Linked DNA regions of Homo sapiens: region 2 is linked to region 1. Evidence: chromatin loops called from intact Hi-C (ENCODE). Cell type or tissue: tibial artery. All regions are shown on one strand. Links, peaks and the distances in the headings refer to the core of each region. The heading gives the core; the rest is flanking DNA. Region 1 has its middle 33 kb from the start of FGF13-AS1. Region 2 has its middle 540 kb from the start of MIR504.

Region 1 (5,385 bases), core at 112-5,111:
AGACACATCGAAGGCAATAATGCCTGAGATTTAATCATTTCCTATTAAAATGCAAAGCTCTTGTCTCCAGGCCCCCTTGACAGTTTAATTGTTTTAAAATGTCTGCAGAAGCCGCTGTAAACAGATTTGTAGTACGTTGTTTACTTGCTGTGCCACCGCAGCCTCTTGGCTAATTAATGAGCATTTTGCTGCAAATTGGGCCTCTTGTATGCACTGATCCCTCACCTTGGGAAGAATTGATGGAAAGGAGGAATTTATGGGAGTAAGGACAGATATATTTTTCATTTAAAAAATACTGAGTACCCATGAGTTGAAATCTAATATCCACACAAAAACCTGCACGCTAATGTTTATAGCAGCTTTATTCATAGTTGCCAAAACTTAGAAGCAACCAAGATGTCCTTCAGTAGGTGAATGAATAAGTAAACTGTGGTACATCGAGACAATGGCATAAAAGAGGGCTAAAAGAGATGAGCTATCAAGCCATGAAAATACATAGAACTTTAAGTGCATATTACTAAGTGAAAGAAGCCAATCTGAAAAGGTTACTCCATGTGACTCCAACTGTATGACATTCTGGAAAAGGCAAAACTATGGAGGCAGTAAAAGGATCAGTGGTTGCCAGGGGTTGGTGGGGAAGGAGGGATGAATTAGAGGAGCACAGAGGATTTTTTCAGCAGTGAAACTCCTCTGTATGATACTATAATGGCCTTTTATACATTTGTCCAAACCCAGACAATGTACAGCACCAAGAGCAAGCCCTTATGTAATCTATGGACTTTCGGTGATAAGGGCATGTCAATATAGGTTCATCAATTGTAACAAATGTACCACTCCAGTGGGTGGATATTTCTAGTGGGGAGGCCATCCAGGGAATCACAGGGTATATGTCAACTCTGTACCTTATGATCAGTTATGCTATGAACCTAAAACTGCTCTAAAAATAAAGTCTATTTTTAAAACTTGTACTGGGTACCTAATATATTCCAGGAGTACGTTCTCTCTGATCTTCACGACAACCCTAGAAGGTTTTGTTTAGTTTTTTTCATTTTTGTTTTTGTTTTTGCCTATGTGGAAACTCACTAAGAGAGGTGAAGTTTTTTGTTCAAGGTCACAGAGATGGCAATTTGGAATACTATCAGGGGATTCAAAAGCTTGCTTAGTGGTTAACGTGGATACCCTTGATGGTTTCTCTCAACCCAGAGCTTTCAAGATTTTGTGTTCCTCCTCCTCCTCCTCCATAAAATGTTCTTCAGTGAATCCAATTGCTTGAAGTCTATCGCAATTGCCCAAGTCACTCATTTCCTACAATACTAAAGAGTTCCAGGAAGGAGGGGAAATGCCACACAGGAAGCTCTCCAACCACAGTTAGAAGGTTGGAAACCTTCATTCCTGTCAACCACTATGTACTGTGCTTCCTTTCATTTTCACTGAGGGTAACAGGGGCAGACAGAACAGCCAGGAAGATTCCTGCCCTCCTGCATGAACACAAGAGTCAGCTTCAAATAACAACCCATGAACTATACTAACCCACAGTGCAAATCCTAGTCAAGCACCATTGAGGCCCTGATGTATGGAAGGCATAGGTAAAGACTATTATATACCTCCAAATACCATCTATTTGATTATTTTGATATCATGGCCACAATCATGCAAAAACAGGTGGTGGGACTGGGGTGATAATTATTTCTTTATTGGGCTTTTATAAGAATTAAATGAGATATTTATATAAAGTCCTCAGCACAGTGCGTGGCATTTCGTAAGCAGTCAATGGAAGTTAGTCCTCTTACTTTACCCTTAGTCTCTTCTTGCCCATTCACTTGTCTCTCTTGTAACCTCATCATTATCCTGCTTGACATTTTTTGGCAGCATTTTTGTGAAAACAGATCAATAAGGAAGCAATCCACAAACATTAACTGAGTCCTTACAATGTATCAGGACCTTTGTCATGTGCAGGAGTTATAAATATGGAAAACACACACATACACACAGAGCCCAGGGGTTAAAGGAACGAGTCTAAATGGGAAGACATACATGAGTACAGTTCAAAAATATTACTCAGAATCCAAGGCCATCAAAATATGCTGAAGGTAGAAACTGGAGATGAGATGTTGAAGACAAGATTTGATTTGCTTAAGCCACTGGTTACACAAAGTACAACTTTCCCAAATATTGACTGTGTTATGTGTGCTGCCCATCATGGTTTCATAAGAAACAAATCTAAACAAGTGTACACAGCTGGTACTACTATATCTACGTGTTATTACTGACAAGAGCTGACTGATATCTCTGACACCTGGATGAGTCTTCCTCTAAAATGGTCTATCCTATACGAGAGTTAAAAGCAGCATAGTGCATGCTTTTATTCTGTTCAGTTGTGTTTCTGACATCATACTACATAACATCTAAATCTGTCAATGAACAAATTCCAGATATACCACAAATCATACATCTTTAAACTTGATGCCTGAACCTTTTAAAGGAGTTAGGGGTATGTGTGTGAGTGTGAATCTTATTAGTAGGAAGCCTTGTCCGAGGCATACATAATTTTCTGGCAACGGTGGAGAGTTATTCCATTCTTGCACAATTGTATACAATGCAGGGAAAATAAAAAAGTTACTTGGTTTGTGCAGTTCCTCTCTCTCTCTGAGGAAGAATAAGAGAATGGCCTCGTATGTGTTCATAGCACCCCCTTGTGGAGAAATAACGTATTTCAGTTGCATGCTAATCCTCCCAACAACAAGGCACCAACCCCGGCTTCAACAATTTCTTTTTCCTCTCAGGAGTTTCATGGAAAGATAAATTAAATATTTAGATTTTTCCAGGTTAGCATCTCGCGACAATAGGGACAAAACAAATCAAATTACAATCCTTATTCATTTCATTTATCTTGAAGATTCTCTTGGCCAATTTCAAAATTAATGTCAAATTCTTACTCTATTTCAGGAAAACTTCCTTTCCATTCTTTTATTCAGCAAACATTTCCTGGGTTCCCATTATGGATTAGGCCTGTTCTGGGTGTTTGAGACACGAGAATAAATAATCCCAAGTCCCTGCTGGGGAAGGAGCTTGTCTGGAGATGAGAGATACCTGCAGAAGGCAATCAGTGCCATCTTAAAGAATATAAGGCTCTGAGGCTGTACCAGGCCTGGCAAGACTCAGAGAAGGTGAGAGGGAACCAGAAAAACTTCACACAGCAGGTGATAGTTGAACTGAGCATTGAAAATTGAACAGCTGTTCCCAAGGCAGATGAGGTTGGTGAGGGAGAATATTTAGAAGTGTGAAATTACCTGAAACTAAACAGGACACAGCTGAAACTGGAAGTTGTTTGGCATGTCCACAGACTAAGGGGTGAGATTTGGCACAGAGGAGAGGGTTTGGGAGGTACACACTGAAGAAATAGGCAGGGAATAATTTAGGAAGCCAGTTTAAGGAGTTTGGATTTATCTCAATGGTGACTAGGTTTTACACCAGAAAGGAATCAAATGACATTCAGAAAGGTGACCTGGGCTGCAGAGTGGAGAATATGAGGGGGAAAGAGGAAGATAGGATATAGGGAGCTCTCTTAAGAGACACAGGTGACAGTGATGAGGATCTAAGTTAGCACCTCGTTGTGAGGATGAAGACTGGAGTTGTAGGTTCCCTACCAGAACCTAGATCATTGTCTATAAAAAAAAAAATAGTTCTATTGACCACAGAGCTATTTCCTAAAAGTAATTGGCTCTTGCAGGAGGGGGCAGAAAGAGACTATTTCAAATAGCTATCTAAGGTACTCTTTGATTTGACCAACACAATGCAGATGGACCTCACCACCTCCCTAGATTCACCCGGAAGCAACAGAGAAAAGTAGTGAAAAGCAGGGACCCTAGAGCCACAAGGGCATAGACTGGAGTCCTGTGCTCTTCTGCTTATGCTAAGCTATGCTTCATTGGGCTTGTCTCCTCAGATTTTTGAAACTCAGTTTCCTGCTCTGTAAAGTGGATCCAAAAATTCTGTCTATCTCATAGGTTGGTTGTAAGAACTCGAATAATGTATGCAAAGCACTTATCACAGTGCCCAGCATACAGTAAGCAGTGGGGTGGTTTCCTTCTTATTATTCTTCCTTGGCCAGTGTGGCCAGGCAAATTAGCCTTTTGTAAGATGGCTAGTATGCAAGTCCCTTAGTATCTCCCTAGGGCACTCTACCCTGGGCTGTAAGCAAAGCCTCTATTTGAAAGGTATCAAGTGATTTCATCTGTTTCCCTCGTAACCAGGGCAGACTCTAAGCTCCCTGATAGAGTTAGGAACAAACCAGGTTCTGACACTCCCAAGGGCCTGATCTGTGTGCCCACCAATTCTCATCAGAAAGAATGGAACCTGGAAACAAGGCTGACAACAGAATCCTATGGAAATTCTAAGTCAGTCAAGAAAAAGGCATGCTAACAGGAGAAGGCAGCCCAGCCAAGATAGGAGGCCAAACGAATTTGGCATTACTGGGGGCCAATGTGTAGGTGGCTCAGGGAGGGAGAGAGCAGGGTAGGCCTGGAGGAATTATTTGAGTCAAAGTGCATCTCACAGCAATCGCTTTTTTCATGATTTTCTTCATTGTTACCCTTCCTAAAAGAGAGTCTTGGAGAATAATAATCTGATCAAGATTCTCTGACTGAAAAGGTCCTGTGATCAGTGAGTTTGTGAAAGACTGCACAGCACACCAAACTATTGGTAATTAGTATTATGTATTTGGCTTGCTAAAGGTTCAACTAAAGCCTACGGTAAATAAATCTATTTTATGTGAGAAACTCCGGAATAAACATACTAATTTGCCTTCAGAATCCTTTATTTCCCACAGTAGCTACTAAGGTCCCTTAATAATAGCATTGAGTGAAAAACACTTCAAGGGCACGCCAGGCTGATGTCTCCTGGGCACAGGCCTCTTTAGCCAGGACTGACAGAATCACTCAGAAAGGCCCTTCTTCATGGCCTCTCAAAGGTCTTAATCTCAGTTGGCACTGTATTCTCAACCCATCTATCAGATGGCCAGAGCGGGATGAGGTCATAAAGTTTCCAAGGATGAGGCCATCTCCACTGCTTCTAGTATTTTTGGTTCTCTTCTAGGCAAGGGTTCTTTGAGGGAGCTTTTGGAGGCCTGGTACCTTGGAAATGGTAAAATTAAAGTCCTTGAAGACGTCCGCTTGACCTGGAGAGAATGGAGCTTCTCTGCCTGCCAACGAGATTCTAGGCTTCAGGAATAGTAACCTGAAGGGATGGAATGGGAGAGAATTCAAATACCGTTTCTCAAGCCCAAAGGTTCTCTGGGACTTCCACTAGTCCCTGCACTGCTCCAGCAGCATAATCCCCCTCCTTTGAGATATAAGGTAAATGACACTCAGAACATTTGATCATTGG
Region 2 (5,385 bases), core at 240-5,239, 620 kb before region 1:
ACAAACAAAGATCATTCCAAGCAAAGACTAATCAAAGATCAGTCTTGCTTATCAAAAAATCACACAAACAAAAAGATCATTTTTGTCTGGGTTTATGGTGTTATAAACTTCATGTCAAACCCTGATACCTTAAAATATCTAGTAAAGGCAAATATAAAACTTATCTAATTAGTATACCCAGACAAAAATGTGTGCTGACAATTCTGAAGACATTATTTTTATTTTACCAATAATTTTAAAGCCAGTTTTATTTATTAAAGATCACTAAATTCACATGAACTTGAAAGACATTTGGATTTCTTTATTTTATGAGTGCTCATTTACTTGTAAGCCAATTTGTGATTATGCTAAACACAACATCTAATACATGTGCGTAGAGATAAACACATTTAAACACGTATACACACATACACACATATTCAATAGCTTTTCCCTCAGAACTCTAGCCACGAGACAGCATCACAAACTCACTATTTTACAAATGACAGCTGGACCCAAATTACTTCTGACAAAATTGGGACCTCTTCACATGATTAAAATTTGTTTGCCTTATAGGTAATCCAATGAAGGCTATGGTCCAACATTTTGGGTGAAACGGTTTCCATAGCAGTTTTATTCTAAAAAAAACCTCTTTTATCCTTTCTTTCCCCACAGTTTCAACTGAGTTTTTGATGTTTACATTTTAGCTAGAACTGGCTGAACTGTATAAGAAAAACAAAATCTCCGGTGGCCTTGAGTTGGAAGTACCATAAACAGTGAGTTTTATCTCAACATAGTAGCTTAATAACAGAAGATTCAAAGCAGATAGAAAAGGGAATAAAGAGAGAATTAGAGGGAAAGCTTTAGAAAAATCGACTTAACTATAGTTGCAGGTTAACCATTTGAGCTCTGATTTTACTTTTGCTGTAATTTGCCCATGCATTTAAAAATGTACAGAGGAAAGGGCCAGAATAGTTAACAAGCTGGAGTCCTAGAAAACCTGGGATGCCTTTGAACTTCTGCAGGAGTTACTACCTTTTTTCCTTTCCTGCTCTAATAATTTCTCAGTAGCCGGCCTTATTGCAACAACAAGGTATTGACTCTCCTATCATACTTTAATATTTTAACTTTCTGCAATATTTCCTCAATCCCCACCAGCATTTTCCGAATGTCCCTGTACTCACATGGTGGCTCAAAACGGTTGAGCATCTGGGCAACTCCACCACACATGCATATTGCCAACCACCCCGGGATTCCCTCAGCAGAGACCCCTTCTTGACTCATCATTTGATCTCTCATATCCTGTCCGCGATGCCAACTGTTACAAGAAAAATGTGAGACTGCAACCTCCCTCCCCCCGCAAAAAAATTTGGAAAGGAACTGAGAGACCGAAGAATGACTCAGAAAAGTCCAGCTTGATGAGTAGATGAGTTTATTAGGATTTACATACAGGGCACTCCTGTGTAGACGCAGGACAGCTCTAGAGATGTGTGCTGTCTCCCATTTCTAAACTGCTTTTAAGCTAATTTTCTGGCTCTTTTCCTAATGTGTTTGGACACTGAGACTTTTTTTCTTGTTAGGCTCTCAGATCCTCTGTGGAATGTATGGGTTCTCAGGACACCTGCTCTTGGATTGTTTTACTGCATTCCTTGAACTGGATTTCAATTTCCTCTTCAATCTCAATGAGCACATCCTTGCCATCCAGATTCTGAATTCTGTGTCTGTCATTTAAGTCATTTCAGACTGGTTAAGAACCATTGCTGGGGAGCTAGTGAACTTGTTTGGAGGTAAGGGGACACTGGTGTTTTTAATTACCAGAGTTCTTATGCTGATTCTTTCTCACCTGGAAGGGTTTGTGTTCCTTTAACTGGTGTGTAATTTGAATATAGTCACTTGGCTTTGTTTCTGGATGTATTCACAGGGCCAGCACTCTGTACACAGTCTTCATCTGGGGCTGAATTCTTGCCCTTATTTTCACAGGGAGGGTGTACTTGCAATTTATTTTGGATGTTGTAGTTTGCGCTATGATCCAGTAGATGGCGCTTAGGATTAATGGCCCATAGATAGGCTCTTAGCTGCGTGTCTCCTTTGTGTTAATACTTCCTGGCATTTGCAGCTCTGCTCTGCGCTGCATGAGGAAGACCGATGCCCCCCTCTTACCAGGTCCACTCCTGGGCCTTGGGGGGGCTGCCTCTTGTCACTGGCACTGTATTCACATTTCTTTTATTAGGTGTTCTGGGCTATCAGGCTCCCTTGAGTGGAGGCCACCACAGGGAGATAGGCCACACTCTCCATACTGGCCCTGTGTAGGGTGTCTCACCCTGCTCCCGTGCCAGTGCATGAAACTGCGTGTGTCACCCTTCTCAGTGTTCTGAGAGTGTGGCTCCTCCTTCACTGAAGTGCCAGCCACAAATCTTGGCTCCGCACTCTCAAGCTGTATGCAGCAGCCCTGGGGCATGGGTACCTGCCCATGGCTCCATCCTCTCGACCTTTGGCATCAGGTTTTGGGTGTACTGGGAGGTCTGAGAACAGGCCACTGGGAACATCCTCAGGTACAGCAAGGAACCAAGGCCAGGCATCAGAGACTGTGCCATGCACATGTTCCTGTGGGGCAGCCAAGCAGTGGCTCTTGGAAGGGCTCGTGGCAGGGGGGCGTGCAGAACAGATGTGCCCCAGTACCACAGGGAAGACGGCCCCACTTTCTCCAGGTCCAGCATTCAACTGGGTCTAGAGCTTTTTGGAAGGAGATGTAGAGCCCTGTGGGGGTGTGTTCCTATGGCTGCCCCGTGCACAAAGGTCTCTGGTTCCATGCTGGCTAAAGCCCTGACTCTGCCTACTCTCTGAGAACATCCCTCTGCCAGCTCAAATATCCATGGGGGACATGGGGTTCCCTGCAGCTAGGATCCCAGAGGGCCACAGTGAGAGTAGGGAGTCCCATAGTCTTTTCACTAACCCCTTCCCCAGGAGCCATTTGGGGCTGGGAAGTAGCCCTAGCATGTGGGTACCCCTCACAAGGCTCCCAGCTTCCTCCCTATTAAGCCGCAGTGTCTGTGTGGCTTTTGCATCAACTATTGTCATTTTCTCTCTGAAGAGCTATTCAAATTATGTTGGTTTACTCAATTTCTGTCTTTCTCGGTGGGAGCAGTGCTTCCTGGCTACTTCTAGTCAGTCATCTCATTCCTCTCTCCAGAAATTATTTGTTTTCTTTCCTTTCTCTTCTCTCTTTCTGGGAGTCCCATAAATTAGGCTACTTCGGGTATTTCCAGACTCACTGATGGTCTTTTTAGTTTTAAAATACACTGTTCAAGTAGATATCATAGAAGCAGAGAGTAGAATAGTGGTTACCAGGTGCTGGGGAGGGCTGGAGGAAAGAGGTATGGGGAGACATTGGTCAACGGTTATAAAGTTAGGAGGAATAAGTTCTGGTGTTCTATTGCAGTAGGGTGACTGTAATTAACAATAATGTATTGTATATTTCCAAACAGCTAGAAGAGAGAATTTTGAATGTTCTCAACATAAAAAATAATAAATGTGTGAGGTGACAGATTTGCTAATTATCTTGATTTGATCATTACACAATGTATACATGTATCAAAACATCACATTGTACTCCATAAATATGTGCAGTTATTATTTGTCAACTACAAATAAAATATAACTTTTCAAAAGTTCTTGGTAATTCAGAGAAAAAATACATTTTTCCCCATGTATTTCATTTCGGATAGTTTCTATTATTCTGTCCTTGAGTTTACTGATTTTTTTTCTGCTCTTAATTTTATCCAGTGTATTTTTAATCTCAGACACTGTGTCCTTTTATCCCTAGAGGTTGGGTTTGAGTGTCTTTTAAATTGCTCACATTTCTACTTAACTTTTTGAATGCATGGAACACAGTTATAACTGTTGTAATATTATTGTCTTCTATTTTTTAACATTTGGGTGAGTTTTGGTTTCAATTATTTAATTATCCTCATTATGCGTAGCTTTTTTTTTTTTTTTTTTTTTTGCTACTTTCGATGCTTGGTAATCTTTGACTGGAGGCCAGATATTGTTAATTTTACTTTGTTAGTTGCTGAATATTTTTCTATTTCTATAAATCTTCTTAAGCTTTGTTTTGGGATACAGTTAAGTGACTTGAAAAGTGTGGACCCTTTACATGTTGCTTTTTTAATTTTTTTGGTGGATCCAGAGAATTTTTCCATGTAGAGCTAATTACTTATCATTACTGAGGCTAGACCTTTCTGTGTACTCTATCCAATGACCTGTAAATTATGAATCTTCCAGTCTGGTTTGTGGGAACATTCACTATTCCCAGTCTTATGTAACTGCGAGACACTGCTCCCTTTAATTCTATCAGATGGCTCTCTCCCGCTATGGACTGAATTGTGTCATTCCAAAGTTCATATGTTGAAGCCATAATGTGACTGTATTTGGAGGTAGAACTTACAGATGCCTAATAAGTTTAAATGAGGGTATAAGTGTGTGGGGTTCTATTCTGATAGAATTGGCGGCTTTATAAAAAGAGGAAAACATTCTCTCTCTCTCTCTCTCTCTCTGCCCCTCTCTGTCTCTCTCTTTCTCTCTCTCTCCCCCCTTTTCTCTCTCTCTCTCTTCCCCTCTCTGTCTCTCTCTTTCTCTCTCTCTCCCCCCCTTTCTCTCTCTCTCTCTTCCCCTCTCTCTCTTTCTGCATGCACTAAGAAAGCATCATGTGAGAGCACAGCAAAAAGGTTACTGTCTGAAAGCCAGTAGGTGACCATCCCCAGAAACTAACCCTGCCAGATCTTGATCTGGGACTTCTAGCTTCCAGAAATGTGAGAAATAAATTTCTGTTGTTTAAGCTGCCTGTATTTCAGTAACTTGTTATGCAAGCTCTGGCTGGCTAATTCATCCCCCTAGCCCTTGATAACTTCCTCACATGCGTGCTCTGCTGAATACTTGAGGAGGACTCTCTTTAATCTCCAGGACTCTTTCTCTGTATAGCTCTCTCTTCTTTGGCTATCATGGGAACTCTAGCAGCTATGGACTCCCTGGGCTCTCAGTTCTGTTTCCTTAACTCAAAGGGTTTTCCAGGCTCTGCCTATGTTTCGTTTTTTTTTTTTTTTTTTTTTTTGCTCTACAGCCTGGAAATTCTCTCAAGACAACAAATTGGTTTATCATAAGGCTCACTTTATTTGTTTTCCATCTCTTCCATTGTCTTTCATTATTTGATGTTTCTGGTGTCTTGAATACCATTGTTTCATATACTTCCACGTTTTTTTTTTTAATTGCTTCATGTGGGCAGGTAAATATGGTTCTTGTTACTTCATCTTGGCTTGAAGAAATTATCTTCTTTTCTCTAAGGTTTTGATTGATTAACATCTGTGTTTCATTTTCATATGATCTTATTGCCAAATACTGGAAAGCAAATGA

What was found. A loop is a pair of places that touch in the nucleus more often than their neighbours do. Peaks named below come from ENCODE experiments on the same cell type or tissue, not always from the same donor. Only the 100,000 strongest peaks of a DNase experiment are listed, where the experiment ranks them.
Region 2: it touches region 1 in a loop (9-fold over the local background); 63 of 110 quality-filtered maps call a loop at or near these places.

The regions. Positions count from the first base shown.
Region 1 is chrX:138,742,748-138,748,132 of GRCh38, forward strand. It overlaps a transcript of FGF13 not described here. Among named protein-coding and RNA genes, the nearest start is that of FGF13-AS1, 33 kb to the left of the region's middle. In tibial artery, for the core only: a CTCF peak has its summit at 2,708 (motif pointing left); no DNase peak of the experiment used is centred there.
Region 2 is chrX:138,126,211-138,131,595 of GRCh38, forward strand. No RefSeq gene overlaps it. Among named protein-coding and RNA genes, the nearest start is that of MIR504, 540 kb to the right of the region's middle. In tibial artery, for the core only: no CTCF peak of the experiment used is centred there; a DNase peak (open chromatin) is centred at 2,141.